Regions from separate parts of the Mus musculus genome. Here region 1 is linked to region 2. Evidence: chromatin loops called from intact Hi-C (ENCODE). Cell type or tissue: gastrocnemius. All regions are shown on one strand. Links, peaks and the distances in the headings refer to the core of each region. The heading gives the core; the rest is flanking DNA.

Region 1 (10,416 bases), core at 4,313-6,812, 450 kb before region 2:
CATGTTCATGTGTGTGCACATACATATACATGGACACCAGTGGTTAACCCCTGAAGTCCCCTCAATCAATCTGTCACTGAAACTGGTGCTCACCTGTCCAGCAACCCCAGGGATCCAACAGCCCCTGCCTCCCCAGTACTAGGATCACAGGTATGTGCCACGATGTATGGCTTTTTCACATATGTGCTGGGAATCAAAGTTGGGTCCACTTTACCCATATGAGCTATCTCACAGCTCAGGTTTTAATAATTCATGAAGTACAATGTAACTTGAGCTCTTTGGAAAGGGGTTATGTAGGTGTGATACTCACTTATAACCCAGCACTCAGACGGCTGGGACAGAAAGATCTCAAGGGTTCAAGACCAGCTGAAGCTACAGAGCAAACTGCAGGCCAATCTAGATTACCCAGTTGACTCTGCCTCAAGAAAATGAAAAATCTTGGGCTGGGGGAAACGTGTGCAGGTCATACACCCAATGGGGACCCAAATCCAAAGTAAAGAGCCCTCAAAACCCAGGAACAAGATCACAGCCCAAATAAAACACAGGCGAAGGGTCTGAGCAGAAAATTCACAAAGGCACGGAGAGCAACAAGCACATGAGGGGTCATAAATGTTACTCAAAAAGCACAGTGAGATACTCTACACGGAGGACACTACGCCATACTTCACCAGGAAAGCTTCAAACCTACAACAAACCAAGGGCCAAGGGAACACAGAGTAAACAGCACCCACGTGCTGTGGGCTGACCTGCAGAACTCATGGTTTAACTTTAACAAGAGTTAAATACTCATTTTCCATGAACTCAACCATCCTACACATGGGGGTGGGAGGGGAAACGTATGCTCACACAGAACTTACTGTATTTCAAAACCAAGACAAATCTATGAGGGATAAACCAAAGGTGGTATTTATCCAGACAAAAATCAGGGCTCAGCGATAAAAAAGGGTAAACATGACATGCAACCCAGGCAAATCTCAAACGCACCGTATGGAAGGGGCTGCACCCTGTTTGATTCCAAAAACGAAAACCTAGATACAGCACATGACAACAATGGCCTAGGAATAGACATGAGGGCTTTAAGTAAGCACTAGGGAACTTCAGAGGGGGGATAAAATTCACCGAGGTGGTATTTATACATCTGGAGACTTATTTTGCAACCCATAGAACTACACACTAAAACGATGAATTGTCTTGAGTTAAACCTTAATTAAAAAATATATATAATACAGAAAAACAACCCAGATCACCCAGAGATGGATCCTCGTACGTAAAATTGCAATGTGTTGGGTCAGGAGGCACCACAAAGCAACAGAGGACTCCTGCCAATACAATGTGTTTCAGTTTTCATAGCAGCTGTGAGGTTTTATTGACACAGCTTTCTTTTTTGGTAATTTTCTGGTTCTGTAAGTTACCCTAACAAACTCATTTATTTTCTAATTGAACTCCGGTGGCATCCTATCTTTATGTATCACTGATTCTCTAGCTCGGTAAGTAGGTGTTTGCTCACATCTGCATCTGACAAACAGTAACAGTCCACAGTCTCCGTTAATGAAAGACATGAATACACAAACACATGACGCACAATGCCCTCCACACAGAATACATCTGCTCTCACGTCTTTCCTCCTACAGTCCTGGACTGAGCCCAGACGGCTCACCTGATAGGCTCGTGCTCCACCACTGAGCTACATGCCCAGTCTCAACCGGGATGAATGGAGAAACATAAACGGAGACACTGTATAACTGCTGAAAACTAATGATAAAGAAACTTAACACACAGGGTGTGTTCAGACAGACAAACAGACAGACAGAAACCCTGTCTAACAAAAATACTGTATTGGCGGGGGGGGGGGGGGGGACGACTAACCTTCAAAAATGAATGGGAACTAACATATTTTCAGGTATCAAATTTGAACTAGTTCACTGTCACTAGTATTAGCAACTAGAACTCATCGAAGATCAAATCCTTCACACTGAAAGAAAAGTAACAGCAACTCAGCCATACAAAAACCACACAGCACTTCGGAAAGATGGAAACGCGTGCAGGTAGTATTGTAATCCGGTTCTAGCTGGTTTTATTAACTATAGGACTAGAAAACTTTTGAATCAATAATAAGAATGTCCTTTATAATGTTGACAACATAGGCTAGAGAATGGAAATTCACTGGGCAGATTTTATTAGTGATGTTATTATTAAACTATTGCAATACAGGGCGTTATTTATCGTGGTCAGCACCACACTAAACATCGACAGAAGGCACTGAAAAAGTGTGACCAGATTAAAAATGGGTCATCACCCAGAAATCAACATAAAGAAAGCAGGAAGGAAGGGAAGATGGAAAGGCTGTAAGGAGCCAAGAGTGCTGAGGCACATCCATAGTCCAGCACTCAAGAGCTCATGCAGGGTGAGCCTGGGCTACGTGGTGAGAACGCCATCTCACGAAGTAAGAGACACAGAAGACATACGTGAAAGACACACAGGGCCTGGTAGCACGTCCACAATCTCAGATGCTCCAGAGGCTGAGGCCAGAAGATCTCAAGCCTTACACACTAGCAAGTAACCAGACCCTTTCTCAAAATAAAAAGAATGCTGGTGATACAGTTCAGTAGCAGAACACTTAGCTAGTACGCTGCTTCAATGCCTGGCTTTAAGCACCAGCCCAGCAAAATGGGGTTGTTGTTGTTGTTGTTTTTTAGTGTAATTAATGATACAACTAAATGCTAATTAGAAGACTCACATCAAATCTAGAGACACAAACATGTTGAAAGTAAAGGACAGAAAAGGTTTTGAAGTGCAAAGGAGAGGGAGTAGCTACAGTCAGACATTATAGATATAATATACAAAGCTTACAGGGATAGTGTGAACAAGACAGTCGAACAAGACAGTCAACTCACCCAGACAATATAACAATTTCAATACATGCTCTAAAATAAAAGCTCCAAAAACAGGAAGCAAACACTGTGTACAAAAGGGAGGAACAATTCCCCATGGTAACAGATGCAGATGTAGACATCAAGACCTCACCTTAAACAAGGATGGAATAGTACACAGCCCAGAAGAAAGCAGAGGGACTGAACAACAACTGTAAGCCAAACTGAAGGCAGAGGCACTTAACTCAACAGCAGATATTTTTCTCAAGTTTACACATAAAATTATCCATTATCCAGACCGAACCACATGCTAGACTATTAATAAGTATGATACATTTTAAATAACTAACACCGTACAAACTGTCTTTTCTAACCAATAGGATTAAAGTGGGAATCGGAAGCAGGAAACCGGGCAAGACCACAGGTATACAAAAGTCACATATTCTCCCAAGCAGCCCCAAATGGGGCAGAGAAGAAAGCACAAGAGACATGAAGAAATACAAGCTGGACACTTGATCTCAAAAATCCAAAACCTGAAATACTTCAAATTCAAACTTTGTTGAGTGCCACATGGTGTCATGAATGGGAAAGTATCATGTAATTACATGACAGTTTTATGAATACATGATGTTATTTAAAACTTTGAAGAAAATTACATTCTGCCTATATGCAGAAGGCACATACAAGACACTTCAGTTTTGTGTTCTGACTCAAGTTCCACGCCAAACATATCTTATCACATACAAGCAAGAAAATACCCAATGAAATCGATGCTTTTGGCCTGAGGCATTTTGGGTAAGCATTACTCACCATCCTGTGCCTTGAAACAAGCACACCCTAAACCATGCACGCAGCAAATGCTGTGCGTCAGGGACAGGCACAGCTGTAAATGCACAAACTAAAGGGAGACCATTAACTCCACACATTAATAAACCAGAAAAACACACAACAAAGTAGACTCAAAGCCAACAGAAGGAACTACTAAAGATTACAGCCGGCACGAAACAGGAGATAAAAATCACAACAGAGAGTAAGAGACAAAACAAAGTTGGTTTTTCAAATACTAACAAGCCTTCTGGTGCGCGGACTTGAGAACACAGAGAAATCTCCAACCACTAAATCGGGAAATAAAAGTGGGGATATTAAGTTTACTGAGGTTTTAAAAACAAAGAATTCAGGGGACCTCCAGCTGATGGCATGCTCACACAGATGGAATGGATACATTTCTGGTAACATATAGCCAAAAGATTTGAACAGGCCTATAGCTACTAAGGATTTGATCAGTAATCCAAACTGTCCCCCAAAATAATGCCAGGCGATGGCAGTTTCTGCAGTGAACTCTGTGAAATGTTCAATGATCAATGCCAGCCCCCAAACTCTCCCAAAGAAACTGAAAGGGAAAGAACACCCCTGACTCCTCCCGTGGGGCTGCTACCCGGCACCTAAGTCAGATAAAGACTGGTCAAGAGTCTTTATACCCTCAGGACACCTTCACACACCCCAACACCTTCACATACACCACGACGCCTGCAAATGGAATCAGCAAAACAGCAGAAAGATGCACGCTAGACCAATCGAGGTAGGTTGCTGCAAAGCAAAACAGCTAACATACGAAATTTAAATGCATTATTCTGAAACTAAGGGGAAGAGGCCAATACACAGCTAATGCAAAAAAGGCATCAGAAAAAACTCACTGCCCTTTCTCGGGGTGGGGGGGGTCAGCAATAACAGAGGGGATTGACCCAACACATTAAAACCCACATTTACACTCAAAGGTAAATTAAAAACAAAAAACAAAACAAAAACGACATTTATTTCTCAAGGAAATGTCAGACAAGAAAAACAGCAAAATAAAGGACATCTGGGTGGGGATGGAAGAAGGAAGACACATCTGTTAGGATGCAGTGTGTGTGTGTGTGTGTGTGTGTGTGTGAGAGAGAGAGAGAGAGAGAGAGAGAGAAAGAGAGAGAGAGTCAGTCCACAGAAGAGCAACCAGCACTAGCAGATACAGTGTGTAATGTTCCAGGACATAAAGTCAAAGAGTAATTACTACTTCAGTGTTTCTGCCACTAACAATCAATGGTCTGACAAGGAAATCACAAAACAATTCCACTTACAAAGACATAAAAAACAGACGTAAGCAATGAGGCAGAAGTCTTACAAATACCCCAACTACAAAACACACCTGAACACTTAGAGGCGGCACAGGAAATACACACCTCCTCTGTCGGTGGATCAGAAACAGCATCCCCGAGAACCCTGTATTGCTCAAAGCTACCTGCAGATTTTACACAAAGCCCATCCAAACTTCAGCAATATTCGTGGCAAAATAGAAAAGCCCCACTTAAAAGATGCTGTGGAATCCCCCTTGCTGACTTCAGCCCATACTGCAATGTTCCTGGAGCCCAGCAGATGGCGCTGGCATGGACTGAGACCGATGGGAAATGAAGAAGCATCCTAGCACTTACTGGCAGGAAGGACGTTCCTACACCAGACAGTATAAAGCTGGACTCTTAAACCACCCACAGAAGATAATTCAACGTAGATTAAAACAAAACTAAACTAAACTAAATATGAGCTACCCTTGTCTATGAGGCTCTTAGAAGAAACCAGGGGATTAATGACACAGGAAACTAGACTTTACTAAAAGCTTTCGCCTGTTGTCTGGTGCTGAAGATTGACCCATGACCTTCTGACCTGTATAAAAATCTTCTGTGCTCGCTTTGACAGCACATATATTAAAAAATTTATTTACAAAAGACAAGTCCTAAACGGTGCAAAGGCAGCTACGGGGAAATTATATGATCTGATACATAACACCTAGAAGTAGAACTCAATGACTACAAAAACTCCCACTAAGAAATGGGAGATGACTCGTAGTGATCTCTTATAGAGATGGGCATGCCAAGCATGGCAGGAAAGAGGTCTCTAATCCCAGCACTCAGGAGGCAGAGGCAGGCAGCCTGAGTTTGAAGCCTGTCAGGTTTATGAGTATCAAGCCAATACTATGCAGTGGGAGCCTTTCTCAAAAAAATAAAAAAATAAAAATAAGTAAAAGGTCTGATACAAGTATTACACATATGAACATATTAAACATTACCCCTAGTGAAATATTCCAGTTACAACAGTAAAATACTGAATGGTACCACTTCACTACATACCCAGAATAGTCAAATATCAGAGAAGGAGAAAGGCATGGGGGAAAGGGGCTCTAGAGGAAAGGCACTGGAAACACAGAGCTTCAGCCGAGAATGCCAGAAGGTTCAGGAGAAAGCCTGTTTAAAACAACATAAATGTTCTTATCTACATGCTTTAAAATGGTTAAATAGGAGCTGGGGAGATGGATCAGTCAGTCGAAGCAGGAGGATGCCCGGCACTTCCTGAGCAAGCAGTCTAGACATAAATGAGCTAGGTGAGACTGTCTCAAGAAACAGGGTAGAGATTGAGCAAACCAGATGTCAACTTTTTTTTAAGTACACAGACATGCACATACATACATACATACATATGCCACATGCACATATGCACCCCTGCTGCACACCTGTAAGCTCAGGAACTTTAAAAGCCACAGCTAGAGTATGGAGTGTTCAAAGCCAGCCTCAACTACACAGTGAGTTCCAGGCCAGCATGAACTACATAGCAAGAGCCTGTCTTGAGAAAACAAACAGACTGACATAGCTCATTTTTAGTTCTGTGTATTTTACCAGTGTCTTAAAAAAAGAAAGAAAGGAAGGAAGAAAGGAAGGAAGTTAGTTCTATCAGGGGACAGTTCACACAGGTACCCTCTAGGCTCTGATGATCTATTTGATAGCCAGTGAACTGGAATTCTGGCAGATAACCTAGGAAGCAACCAAACCAACCACTTGGGAAGTGCTGGCTTAATTCCCCTGCCCGGGAGGTCAGCAGCCAGGATGGGAAGCACACCCACGGACTATGAATCTTGATTACCAACCTGGTCAGCTGCTCTCAGTGACTTCATTAAGTTGCTACTGGCGTCTGAACAGAACAAATGACTTGCTTCTAGGGGACACTGTTAAAGAAACACATATGCTCTCATAGGCCATCCTGACCCCAGGTCACTCGGATGACTACCACAGAGCGCTTCCGAAGCCCATCACTGAAAAACACCGGAACATCAAACACACTCATACCTCTACCAGAGGCTGACAATAAAAATGGTTTCTCATTCATCACCAGCCAGCTAGAGGCTCTGTTGCAGGCCCCTCTAACACCAGATCACCTGACAAGGCCTGCAGGTGCCAGGGCAGAGGGATGACGTACCATGATCACATGATGGCATTTAAGGAATCCCACCTAGAGGGACACATACATGATGCTTCTTCTCATAGTTCACTACCAGAGGCAAAGTAAATATCCTTTGCTTGTTTCAAAGAGCCAGCAAAGCAGAATCCTGAAGGAAAAAGCCCTAAACACAAGAGGTGAGGCCTGGTGCCTTCCACACTGGATCAGAAAGGCGAGCATTCTGGAAATAGAAGGCACTATACACACATGAGACAGCCAGTCAGCACCTGTTTATTAAGCATCTACTATGTACTGGGAAGTGTGTTGAGATTTGAAAAATAACAAAGAAGAGGTCATGTTGGAATACGGCCCAAGAATGCAGTCATGGGAGAACTCTGGGTGCTTGTGAGAAAACCTGAGACCTGAGTTTCTTCAAAACACAGAACTGTTCTTGGATGTGATTTTTGTGCCTCTTCCAGGAATATGGGATAGGAGTGAATTTACTTCAGCTGTTGTTATGGCTATGTCTCTATATAAAGTTTGGGGTTTTTTTGTTTTTTGTTTGTTTTTTGCTTGTCCTTGTGATTGAACACCTTACTCATGCAATTTCTCTTAACCCTCCAAGCATAAACTGTATAATGTTCTGAATAAAGCTGGCTATTGCCTCACTTTTAGGCCCCACCCTCCCAGGTTCATGCAGCCAACAAGAATGGTAAACAGGGTCATATGTGTCAGGGTGAGAGACCATGATTAGATAAGGTTAATGTGGTCTGATACATAGAAATTAGGCCTAGAAGTCCCAGAGAAGGTGGCATGCAGGGGCAGGGACCAGGAAGCCTCCCATAAGCAGCAATCTGGTTTGTATCCACTGCTGCCTACACACTCGCCAGATGCGGTCGGCAGCGGGATCACCACCATTGTCCCAGGCCCACTCAAGAGGACAACTTGGGCCAGCTCTTCAAACGGCTGGGCTGCAGAAAGCCATTCCGAGTGAATCTCATGACATACTTGCACCCTACTAAGAACAATGTCACTAAACAAAGTGAGCCCAGTCACCTATGGAGTAGCATGCAGGCGGCTGACTCCACTAGGCTCTTGGCATTGTGCCTGAATGAATGGCACTCACTAAAATCCTAATGACGACCACTCAGTTCAAGGAAAGGTCATCAGGACACAGACCGTCTCTAGCTAAGAGCCTGCAGCTCGCAGTGGGCAGGAGCTGGTGCTACAATCAGGCAAAGGGCTCTGCCATAGAGGAAGAGGGAAACTAAGCGGTAACTACCTTGTTTTAAAACAACAATAACAAAAACAAACAAATTAAAAGAACAAAAAGCAAAAGCCCACCTTCCTGAAAGGAAAAAAAATGTCTGGGTCAGTTGCTAGGAGGGAAAAAAGAATAACATTATTAAACATATTAAACACACATTATTTCTTCTTAATTCTCCCTTTTAAACCAAAATAAGAACACTAGACATTTTGCATTAAAAACCCTTAGGGGATTTCAGGATCAGGAAAAGTCTGATTTCCTCTCTATTTAATGTCCTTTGGTTGAGAAGTTTCCAAGAAAAGCAAACTGTGAGGAAGGGAAATGGGATAGAACTATCTTTCCCCTCCCCACCTTTTTTTTTTTCTAGAGGTGGGGAGTGTGTTAAGAGAGGAATTACTGGGCCTTCTGCCTCAGTTTCTCCACTTCTAGGATTACAGGCAGTCCACACTACCATGTCCTACCAAGCTGTCTTTTCCTATTTCAGGGTTTATTGTAAATGACACCAGAATTTTACACACAGCAATTCTACGTCAGCACCACAGACAGGATACAATAGGAAGAACTTATTCCCAGAAATGTGCTTTCAAATTAAAAATTAATAACACAGGTATACATTCAAGCACACACATCCTGGGGTAAACTGCAAAATAACACAAAACTTTGAAAGTGAAACCTGGAGGTTTATGAGAAAGCTTCAGTGTGAGGGCTGATACCCTGAAGCCTTTGGGACAGACATGAACTGGAACTACATCAGCTCAACAGAAAAACCTAAGGTTGCTAGGAATATCCAACCAGCCATAACCCACCCAGCCATTCACATATCCAACCAGTCATAACCCATGCATCCATTCACATATCCAACCAGTCATAACCCATGCATCCATTCATATATCCAACCAGTCATAACCCACCCAGCCATTCACATATCCAACCAGTCATAACCCATGCATCCATTCACATATCCAACCAGTCATAACCCATGCATCCATTCATATATCCAACCAGTCACAATCCACACAGCCATTCATATATCCAACCAGCCATAACCCACCCAGCCATTCATATATCCAACCAGTCATAACCCATGCATCCATTCACATATCCAACCAGTCACAATCCACACAGCCATTCATATATCCAACCAGCCATAACCCACCCAGCCATTCATATATCCAACCAGTCATAACCCATGCATCCATTCATATATCCAACCAGTCACAATCCACACAGCCACTCATATATCTAACCAGCCATAACCCACCCAGCCATTCACATATCCAACCAGTCATAACCCATGCATCCATTCACATATCCAACCAGTCACAATCCACACAGCCACTCATATATCTAACCAGCCATAACCCACCCAGCCATTCACATATCCAACCACTCTACTTAGCCCTCAACCACCTTTTTCTTTTCAGTTTGACAAATATTCAACTTGTGCCTGGGGTGAGCCCCTCCACTCACTAGCCACATGAGCTGGATTGTGGGGTTACCTGTTACCCTCGGGATAACTTTGAGGCCCTCATAATAGTGGCTGGGAGGTCTCCAGCAGGGGCTGAGACCACTTCAAAATTTAGGCCAACAGGCCCAACATGCAATGTGCTCTCCTTCTGCACGGATCCGTTCTGCATCCTCTTGAAGGAAAGGCATCCAGCTGCGGGGTAGGACAAACATACTGCCTCTTAGGATGGATGGCCTAGGGAGACCATTCCAGGAGAAAACAGATATAATCTGCAGGGACCACAACTCCAGAGACTTCATTCCCACACCCAGCAACCCCAGTCGGCCCAAGTGCAGGCCTCGGGGATGTTATGCCTATTTCTTCAAGTTTATTGAAGCAACTCAAAACCAAAAGGTGAATATTGTTACATGAATCTTGGTGTGGTTTTACAGACCACACCCACTCATTGCAAACAGCATAGAAATACCTGATTTTCAATCTCTTCGAAAGCTCTTTATAAAAATGGGCAAAGTTTTATGTTTGTCATCTAGATATCTAACGTCAAAGAAAGATACATTTAAAAAAAACTA
Region 2 (10,416 bases), core at 5,071-7,570:
CCTATCAACACAAAGATCCCAGGCTAATGTGCACACCTATGCTATAATAGTGCATTGTTTGTCAGAGGCCTAAGACTCCCACGTGGGTCTGTTTTGTATGGCCAGATTATACTACACAGAGTTGCACTTAGAGGTCATGCTATTAGCAGCACTCCTAAGATGAACACAATGTGTCAGGCTGTGTTATAAGACTAGGGAATGCTGGGAAATTGATGTTGCTTTAAACCGAAGTCAAAGAGGGCATTTGCAACACAGCTCCTGAAATCCATGAATAAGGGCAGGGAGGAAGCACTTGTTTTTAAGTCACACAAAATCTGTTGCCATGAGGTCTCTCAGAATCTCTGCCCAGAAAAGCCAAGGTCCTGCTTTGAGTGTTCTCCCAAGGTCAGGCTTCGAGTGGTCCTCAGAGTTCTACCTGCAGGTACCTCATTAAGTAGCTTTGAAGAGAGAGTTTCTAGTTGCCCAAACTGTCTTTGCTCTTCATACCCTCTTTCTGAGGGGGTTCTCAATGTAGAGCTTGGGATAGGAATCTCATTCATATAACTCATTGGAAGTATGCTTCAGGAGCAGGGCTACGAATAGACTTGTGAGCTACAGCACAGCTCTGGTTATATCTGGATATGAGAGATAATAATATTTGGCACAGGAATTACTAACCTACCTCAAGGAATGAGCCTGGCTTTTGTCTGAGCCATAGTGAGTGATAGATGAACCTGAGGACTAGTGCCCCCATGCTCTCATGCAGTTCAGTTATTGGCCAGTGTGCTCTGGATTAGGAGGAGGGGGCTGCTTATAAGCAAGTGAGGTTGATCCCACTAGACCAAGGGCAACTCTCCAGGGGAGAGACTGGGTGGCTGCAAGCAGCACAATACCCTCTCAAAAATCCTTCTTACTGGCCAACCTCTGGCTGCTAGGAGGTACCTAACAGAGATGCTCCTGTTGTGCCTGTTTATCGCAAAAGACCAGCAAAGAGCCAACTCCGATGCGACCATACTAGGGTCTCTTTATTCAAGCTCGAGCTTGGGCCACAAAAAGTCCAGTAGGAAGCTAGAAATGGATGGAAACCGTCAGGGCCGGAGTCATCAACCTGCATCACACAGATCATTTCTTGTCACAACGACACAATGCCTAGGAAGCAACAACCTCAAGGAAGGTTCATGGTTGTTGAGATTTCAGGCCATGGTCACATAGAACCATTGTCCCTGGGCTGTGATGACACAGAACATTACTTTAGGAAGCACGAGGGTAACAGGACAGTTCACTTCATGGCAGCCAGGAAGCAGAGAGTGTGAAGGGACCAGGGACAAGGGATATCCTTTACAGGCATGCTGCCAGTAAATGACCCACTCCTTTCAAATAGCATCAGATCATGTATATGTCAGCTGATTAATCTATTGATTAAGTCAAAGCCTGAGTGATCCAATCACTTGCTAAAAGCTCTATCTCTCAACACTGTGCGGGGGATGAAGCCTTTAAGACATGCATTTTAGGAGAGGTCTCATAGCTAAGCTTGTAACACATTCAGCTAGCAGGAAAGGGATAACTTTGCCCCTGTCCAGGTGATGGTGTCATCTCAGAATCTCAGGCACCCTCCCTACCCCTGACATTGTTGGCTATCACCAGCCAGAGCTAAAGCTGTATGGTTGATCATGCTCTTTGGAAGTGACTTCTGGGCTCAGAGTTTGAAAATGGCAAGCTGTCTTTGGAGCTTCCCAGGGGCTCCTCTTTGTGAAGGTCCTGAGTGTCCTGCTGTGAAATAACTCAGCTTTCTGAAAATCTACTTGCTTGTGGAAACACCAGGAATTCTGCAGGAAGTGCTGAACAGGATATCCACCATGCCCAGAAGAGAGGTCAGGAAGGCAAGGGGCAATCAGCTGAGAGGAGGCCCCTCTCCAACATCTTTACCAGCCAGCCCCAACACTTTGGTTTTTTTAAGTCCTCTATTACCAGTTTCTTCAAGATTAAAATAGAGAGACAGAGACAGAGAGACAAAGAGGGAGGGGAGAAGGGGAAGGGGAAGGGGAAGGGAAAGAAGAAGAAGAAGAAGAAGAAGAAGAAGAAGAAGAAGAAGAAGAAGAAGAAGAAGAAGAAGAAGAAGAAGAAGAAGAAGAAGAAAAGTTGAAAGATAAACTAGACTCAGGAGGGGTGACCCTCACTGCTGTTCAGTCTCTCACCAATGTACTGCTTACATCACCCCCGCCTTCTAACTTAAAAAAAAAAATTGAGGAGACCTAAAGCAGCACCAGCTTATCCGGAAGTGACTGAAGGAGAATAAGGAAGAAACAACCAATTATTACACACAGATTTGTTGATTTACTTAGCAATTTATTAAAAGCACTGCTTGTTCTGCATAGCTTCATCGGTACCTGGATCTGAATGATCGGGAGAAATAGCTGAGACAATGGTCGTTGCCCTTAACAACCTGATGAATGACATGTCAGCTCCTGTTACTTGCCCTCCCTGCTCCATCTTGTGAGTTTAGAGTATAAATCAAGAATACAAACTGGACCCAGGATGGAAGGCGTTTGGAAACCATCCTGGCTTTGGTCTACCAGTGGCATCGTTCTTTCACTCTCACTGGGGTCAAGAAAGATTACTGGAATAAGACTACATGTAGGAATCCTCGGTGACCAAAGGGTCCTCCTGATAGACTCAGGGCTCTTGTTTTCCCAAGGAGAACTGCTAATCAATTCAGTACCCACCATGGAGGAGAAGGATCACAGTGAACCCTGCTCAACCAGGCATTTGGAGAAAAATCATCTCACATGCTGCAGTCACCAGAGTTGTCTGTCCCTGTGTCTGTGTATTTTCGTTCTATGTGAGGATAAGGGGACACAAAACACCTTTACTTTCTCCCCAACCATTGAAGCATAAAAGGGAGAGGGGTAGGAACTACTCATAAGAGGAATTTGATAGGCTCTGAGTGAGTTCCCGTCCTCAGCATATTCTAAAAGAATTAACACCACCACTACACCTCTTGACAGTTGTCCTCTCCCGCACGTTCTTAGTCTTAGAGCGGAAGTGACTCATCCACCAACCACCCTAGTTAAGAAGGTTGCTTTGCCCCATCCCCAGAGTTCTGATTCAAAAGGGATCTGAGAGTTACACTTTTGAGGTTTCCCAGCTCACTCTGAGAGCCACGGTTCCAGGACCAGGACGAAGCAGAGCAGTAGAGTAATAACTCAGCATGTGTATCACTCAAGAGCCTGCTGTACCTACTGAAGTACAACACGATAACCTCCGTGGTTTGTCTAAGTCTTGAGAGTGTACCCGAAGCCAACTAAAGTACAAGGGGATGAAGCTTAGGTCATCCTCTGGGCAGTCTGGTTTGGATACAGATTAAAAAGGCACTCCTATTGAGAAGATGCCCCCATAAGATCTGACCGAAGGCAAGACTATAAGGCAGTCGTGGTATCAAATCTTAATGCTGTGACCCTTTTAATACAGCTCTTCATGTTGTGCTGATCCCCAACCATAAAATTACTTCCATTGCTACTTCATAATTGTAATTTTGTTACTGTTATGAATTATAACGTGGGTCGTATGGCCCCGGCCAAAGTGTTCTCCTTGAGGAATCAGCCATGCGACAGGCCTAGTGCAAAAGGAAGTTTATTGGGGGAAGGGAGTTAGGGAGCAGATCAAGGACCTGGAAATGGGTAGAGGCAGGGAAAGGGGGACAGAGAAGGACAGAAAGAGAGAGGAGAGGGGAGTATAGAAAGAGGGGAAGAGGCTAGTCGGAGACATATAGGAAGAGGAGGGAGGAGTAGATGGAGAGAGAGACATACACACAGAGAGACATAGAGAGACATGGGCACATAGAAAGATGGAAAGACAGAGAGATAGAGCTTGGTAATGAGTGGTCTTCTTATATGCCAGGCTCCTTGCTCCTGGTGCATACCTGGCAGGCAGCTGTTGCTAGGCAACTGTTGGGCAAAGCCTAGAGGAATTCTTAACAGTATCACCCTGGGCTGGGTCCTGGGTTCTATAAGAAAGCAAGTTGAGCAAATTGTGGGGGAGGAAGGAGCTAATAAGCAGCACCATGGCCTCTGTATCAGCTCCTGTGCCTTGTGTGAGTTCCTGCCCTGACTCCCTTCAATGATGGACTACGATGTGGAAGTGTAAACCAAATAAACCCATTCCACCCCAAGTTGCTTTGGTCATGGTGCTTATCACAGCAATAGAAACCCTAAATAAAACACCTCTACGGGATATTCTAATTTCTAATGTCTGCTTAGGAAATCTAACTGGAAAGGGGCTGGCACACTGTTGCCACTGTGGGGTGTCCCTGTACCTGGGCAGTGGTAGCAACCATGCCTAGCCTTTCAGCAAAATGGAAGGGACAGGGAGATGGAGTGGTTGAAGAGATGTGTCCCAAACCAGGCCCCAAGGACCTTGCCTTGTTTCTGCCCCTTTTGAGTTCACTTAGCATGGTGACCTGAGCCTGTCACCTGCTTCTACTCTCTGGTATAGGACAGAAGGTTCTTTGGTTCTCATTATCATCTCTCAAAGCTTAAGCTTCCCCTCTGGGATGCTTACTCTCAGAAGAACCCTCTCAGACCTGTCCCAGGGAGTTGCCTGCTACCTCTGGTGCTGGACCCCTAGGGTGTTCACAGTCCCCCTCTCCCAGTCTCTCAGGTATCCAGTCAGTTATTTTCAATTCAACACACACCCTTGCTCAAGACCTAGCCAGTTTTCATTTGACCCTGTTCTCCTAGGGTTCTGCCTTGCATTAACCATCATGACTCCTCTGTCCACTCTCATTCAGAGTGCATCCGGTCAAGGCAAGTGGGCACTCTCCCTCTCTCAGTGGGCACCAACATTTCTCTCTAGTCAATGGCTATTTGTACTTCCTCTATGGGTGTCTGTTTGCAGGCTCACACGAGATCCTCAGCAACAGAGAGCATCCTATCCTTACACCTGCTTAGCTTTCCCAGGCAGATTCTGGAAGGCTCTTCCCTCCATCTTAAAGGCTGCTTCGTACAGAGGTAGATGACATCTGTCTTACCTATGTAGACTGTCTTTCTACACAGGTGAGGATGGAAGTCTCACGGATAATCACTATCTACTAATTGACTATTACTTGTTTCTTGGCCACTGAACTCAAACATGAGGGCGTGATCCTGCTCTGAGGGACCTAAATCTGAACTTACACGCAGAGCTTCCCAAGGTTGTGTTGATGGCAGGTCCAGTTTGATATGAGGGCTCCTCAGTCACATGGTATTTTTTTTTAAACACTTAGAAAGGCACACAAACCAGAGCACATTTTGCTGTGCATTCACAACATAATATTTTTCAAAGGGAGAAATATATAGGTAGAACAAGTGTAAAACTGAGAAAATCCTATGAATAACTTTATCTATGTGAGTAACTTACGTCAGGGCTGACCTGGGCCACCTCCCCTGGCAATGGCATGTGCCTAATCAGTTTATGAGAACAGATGATCTGCTACCAAGCCGCCACAGAAACTGCTGTAGCTGCGAGTGCCTCCACCCACATCTGAAACAGGTGGCCAGACTGCTGTCCTTGACCCTGGCTTCCCTTCTGCCTGGCCCTTCCTCCTCTTCCCTCCAGGTGCTGCCCTGTATATTGACTTTTGAGGTTCTGTTCCTCATCCAAACCAGTGCCATTTCCTCTTCTGGTCCCACCCATCCTTCCCCTAGTTGAGAAAGTTCTCAGATTTCCCCTTGCTTGTCCACGATTGTCTGATGGGGGAGGAAAAAAAAGCGAGGGGACTTTATTATCTGAGCCATGGCCTTTAGGGTGTGACTCCCTCCCATCTGTCAGGCCTCACAAGGACAAGCACTCTTGCCAACCCAGAGGCTAAGTGCAGGACAGTGGGAACAGGGGGCATTTGAATAACTACACCTCCCCTTTTTTTCTTTCTACTGTCACAGGAGATCCTTCTTTTAAAAAGAGAAATTCAGCCTTGAAATGCAGACCCAGTGGGGAATTTGGAACTTAGTTCCAATAAAAGGAGAAGACTAGTCCTTCTTTGAAGGCCTGGCCATGACTTCAGGGGAGCCACATCCATATAGATGCGGCTCCAATAGTGCCCCCAAGAGAAGACTGACGTTGACTGAAGCATCCTAGACACAGGGAAATACAGACTTCATCTCCACAGGCTCTGCCCCTAATTTCTGACTCATTGGATCCTTATCAGCTGTCTTCTGGGTCAGCACACAGCAGAATGAGGAAGATTGTGAAGAGACTCAAGACCAGCAACAAGCCAAGACAGCTTCACATTTTGCAGTGGAAAAATTGCAAGTAGATGAAAGTTTAGAGAATGGGTTTAGAGAATGAGGTGAACCGTTGCCAGCTTGAATGAGGCTTCTCCGTTGCATGTCTGCCTTCCTTTTGCCCAGGATGTTTTTGTTGAGCATGAACAATTGCAGCAGGCAATAGCGACATCTGCTGTTCACAACTGCCTCAAACCTGACAAGGAGAAGACTGTGGCTCTCACCCTCCCAGCAGTTCCCTGCAGATTCCACAGAAACCAAGTGCTGCACTCCCCTGTAATCGTCCAAGGTGACATTGGGGATTTTATTTTTAACACAGAAAAAGCAGATAAGGCGTTTTCTTAGCTACTTACATATACTCAGTATAGCATTCTTGGACCAGAGGGACCCACCTCTCCTGTGACAGGGGGGCAGGGTTTAAACATTGTTATATAAGAATAGAACAGGAACGAATGCCTCACAGGTTGATGGGAGATTAAAACAGAAAATATACTTTGCAGGTTAAGGGTTGTGTTAGTTAAAAAGAAGTTTCTGTTTGTTGATGCTAAATCTTAGCTAAGTCGGTTTGCCCTGAGTTAAGTCCTTGCTAAATAAGTTTTCTACTTGTAATTAAGAGTAAGTTCCTGAAGCCGGGCGTGGTGGTACACGTCTTTAATCCCAGCACTCGGGAGGCAGAGGCAAGCGGATTTCTGAGTTGAGGCCAGCCTGGTCTATAAAGTGAGTTCCAGGATAGCCAGGGCTATAATACAGAGAAACCCTGTCTCCAAAAACAAAACAAAGCAAAGCAAAGCAAAGCAAAGCAAAGCAAAGCAAAGCAAAGCAAAGCAAAGCAAAGCAAAGCAAAGCAAAGCAAAGCAAAACAAAAAAAGAGTAAGTTCCTGTAGGTCAGGTCTGATGTAAACTGCTTGTGACCCCATTCTCGAGGTATCTACCCTTGCCTTTGTTTCTTCTCTTTTTTTTTTTTTTTTTCCATTTTTTATTAGGTATTTAACTCATTTACATTTCCAATGCTATACCAAAAGTCCCCCATATCCACCCACCCCCACTCCCCTGCCCACCCACTCCCCCTTTTTGGCCCTGGTATTCTCCTGTACTGGGGCATATAAAGTTTGCAAGTCCAATGGGCCTCTCTTTCCAGTGATGGCCGACTAGGCCATCTTTTGATATATATGCAGCTAGAGTCAAGAGCTCCGGGGTACTGGTTAGCTCATAATGTTGTTCCACCTATAGGGTTGCAGATCCCTTTAGCTCCTTGGCTACTTTCTCTAGCTCCTCCATTGGGAGCCCTATGATCCATCCATTAGCTGACTGTGAGCATCCACTTCTGTGTTTGCTGGGCCCCGGCATAGTCTCACAAGAGACAGCTACATCTGCGTCCTTTCAATAAAATCTTGCTAGTGTATGCAATGGTGTGTTTCTTCTCTTAAATTGTATCTTTTTTAAACAATGAATAACTACCTAACCTCTCTCCCCTGTGAATACCTCGTCTTTCTTATAAAAGGAACTTCAAGAGGAGTGGGTGCCTCAATTTATGGGGAGACAAGGCTGGCAAGTCCCAGGTGCACTCAAATACAGCTTACTCTAATTTGGACAATTGTGGATCTGATCCTTTCTTTCTTGCCAATCTCAGGATCAGCAGAGTACCAGACACTGTTAGCTTTTACTCTTTCCTTTTAATTTCAATTTCTCCTTATATAAGCTAAGATTTGGCTCTGGGTTCTACTCCCTGGTTAACAGCTGTTATACCCTTCCCCACCCCCATGCCTCAGAAGCCTTATGTGAAAAGCTACCAGCACTTTTAACTCTTGTTTGACTTCTTGAGGAAGCTACATTGGAATCAGCCACTGCTGTTTGGGCAGCAGGCACCAGCTACTTTAACATCACAGACTCTGTGCACTCTATGTGACTCTGACTTTTTTGCCCCAGTCCAGGGTAGAGGAGCACTCCTCCAAGGGGCCCCACAGAAGACCCATGATTAGTTCAAATAGGGTCTTTAATTTGCCTGAATCACTAGTCTGTGATTGGAGCCAACACTCTGGGTACTCCATTTCTAGCTGTGTAAGTGGGCTATTCAGCTCACTTTAGGAGTTCACTGGAAGACAGCCTCCTGTGTCTCCCAACAATTGCAACATTAGGCCAATAAAAGGCTTCTACAAAGTATCTTTCCCGCCTACTTTTTGTTAGTAGCATGTGCTGATGGGGCAACACAAGAGAAGACAGTGAGAGCATCAGCTGAATTATAGTCATGGTAAGAGGGCACTCGAGGGGCTGGAGAGATGGCTCTGATTGCTCTTTCAGAGGACCTGGGTTCAATTCTTAGCATTTACATGGCTGCCCACAACTGTCTGTAACTCCAGTTTTAGGGAATCTGACACCCTCTTTTGTACTCCTCAGGAACCGGATACAACAGATTATGGGAGAAGTAGAGAAGAGTGAAGCCAGAAAGCCCAGGCTGAAGACAGACCAAAGAATAGGAAGAGCCAGAGAAGACAATGGTGGGCTCCAGTTGATGGGATAATTCCAAGGATCTAACAAATCCTAGTGTTTAGTGCTTTCAGAACTCTGGACTAAGGGCTGGGCTCTTAGCTCCAGAAAGCTGTAACACTTGTTGCTGTAGGTCTGAGTACAGACAGGCACCACCTTCCACTGCTAGCTGCTGTCTGCTGCCTTGGTTCTTAGCTGCCAGTGTTAGGGTTACAATAGCCACCCAGAATAACAAATTCAGTTATAGTACTTAGAGCTTCAAGTCTCCAGCTTCCAAAGCATGAAGTGATGGGGTCTTAGCTCCCAGGGTTTGGAGTTATATCCTTTGAATCTGCCAGTTTGGTTCACAGGCCTTGGGCACTCAAGGGCCCGGGGTAGTCAATGTTGGAAGAACTTTTTATCTTCTATCCATGATTCTTATCTGGAGCCCAGTCAGTGTTTAGTAACTAGTTTTAGGAGAATACAATACAGCCAAAGTATTACACACAAATATACTAAATTAAGTTGATTCTTCCTAGCACTATGACAGTGTCAGCTCATCAATAAACTGCTGATACGCTGAAGTCTGCAATATACTTATGCACTGAATTATATTTTCCAAGAAGAAATGTAAGTCTTAAGTTCTTGTACCTATAACTATGCCATTCCTGGGAAATAGGGCATTTGTAAGTCACTAAATTAATATGAAGGTATTTTGAGCTCTCTGGAAAGGGGTAACTGAGAAACAGAAATGGGTGTCAGCACAGAACACCATGCAAACAAACATGAGGACAGGGGCTGGGACAATTCATCAATAACCTGAATAATATGAAAGATTACCAGCCAACTTCTAGAAGTGAGGAGACAGATCTGAAAAAGGTTCTGCCTCCAAAAGGAGCAACCAGGCTAAAGAGATAGAAGGCTCAGTAGGTCTTGAGTTCAATTCCTAGTAACCACAGAGTAGCTCGCAACCACCTATAATGTGATCTGATGCCCTCTTCTGGCATACAGGTGTACATGCAGATAGAATACTGATATACATAAAATAAGATAATCTTAAGGGGGCTGGACAGATGGCTCAGAGGTTAAGAGCACTGGCTGTTCTTCCAGATGTCCTGAGTTCAATTCCCAACAACCATATGGTGGCTCACAACCATCTATAATGTGATCTGATGCCCTCTTCTGGCATGCATGCATACATGCAAATAGACTACTTGTATACATAATATATATATATATATGTATATATATATGTGTGTATATATATATATATATATATATATATATATATATATCCCCCTCTATGTGTGTGAAGACATGAGAGAAGACAGAGTCATAGAGAGACAGAGAGACAGGAGACAGAGATTGATAGCGAAAGAGAGGGACACACAGCACAGACACAGAGGGAGGAGAGACAGAGACAAAGACATAGAGTCACACACAGAGAACATGGACACACACACACACACACACACTATAGTTACATCAAGGAAAGGCAACTAGAAAGTGACTTGTTTGAGAAGAAAATGACACCTGTTAATTTCTACAGCCTCTTAGATGATAACAGCAGCATCTTTGTGTTGGATAAGTGTTAATATCCATTGGACAGGTGGGGAAACAGAGGCTCACAGAAGTGAGGCAACTTAGCTGAAGCTCACAAAGCTACGAACCCAGTCTAACTATAGTAAAGAAAATAAAATCCAGACTCACCATAACA

The links. Hi-C counts contacts between places; a loop is a spot of excess contacts. Peaks named below come from ENCODE experiments on the same cell type or tissue, not always from the same donor. Only the 100,000 strongest peaks of a DNase experiment are listed, where the experiment ranks them.
Region 1: it touches region 2 in a loop (2.1-fold over the local background); 5 of 42 quality-filtered maps call a loop at or near these places.

What each region holds. Positions count from the first base shown.
Region 1 is chr12:117,848,421-117,858,836 of GRCm38, reverse strand. The region is part of intron 1 of Cdca7l (cell division cycle associated 7 like); the gene reads right to left. Among named protein-coding and RNA genes, the nearest start is that of Cdca7l, 9.8 kb to the right of the region's middle. In gastrocnemius, for the core only: a CTCF peak has its summit at 5,274 (motif pointing right); a DNase peak (open chromatin) is centred at 5,280.
Region 2 is chr12:117,399,700-117,410,115 of GRCm38, reverse strand. No RefSeq gene overlaps it. Among named protein-coding and RNA genes, the nearest start is that of Gm31482, 61 kb to the left of the region's middle. In gastrocnemius, for the core only: a CTCF peak has its summit at 6,407 (motif pointing left); a DNase peak (open chromatin) is centred at 6,399; H3K27ac peaks cover 484 bases.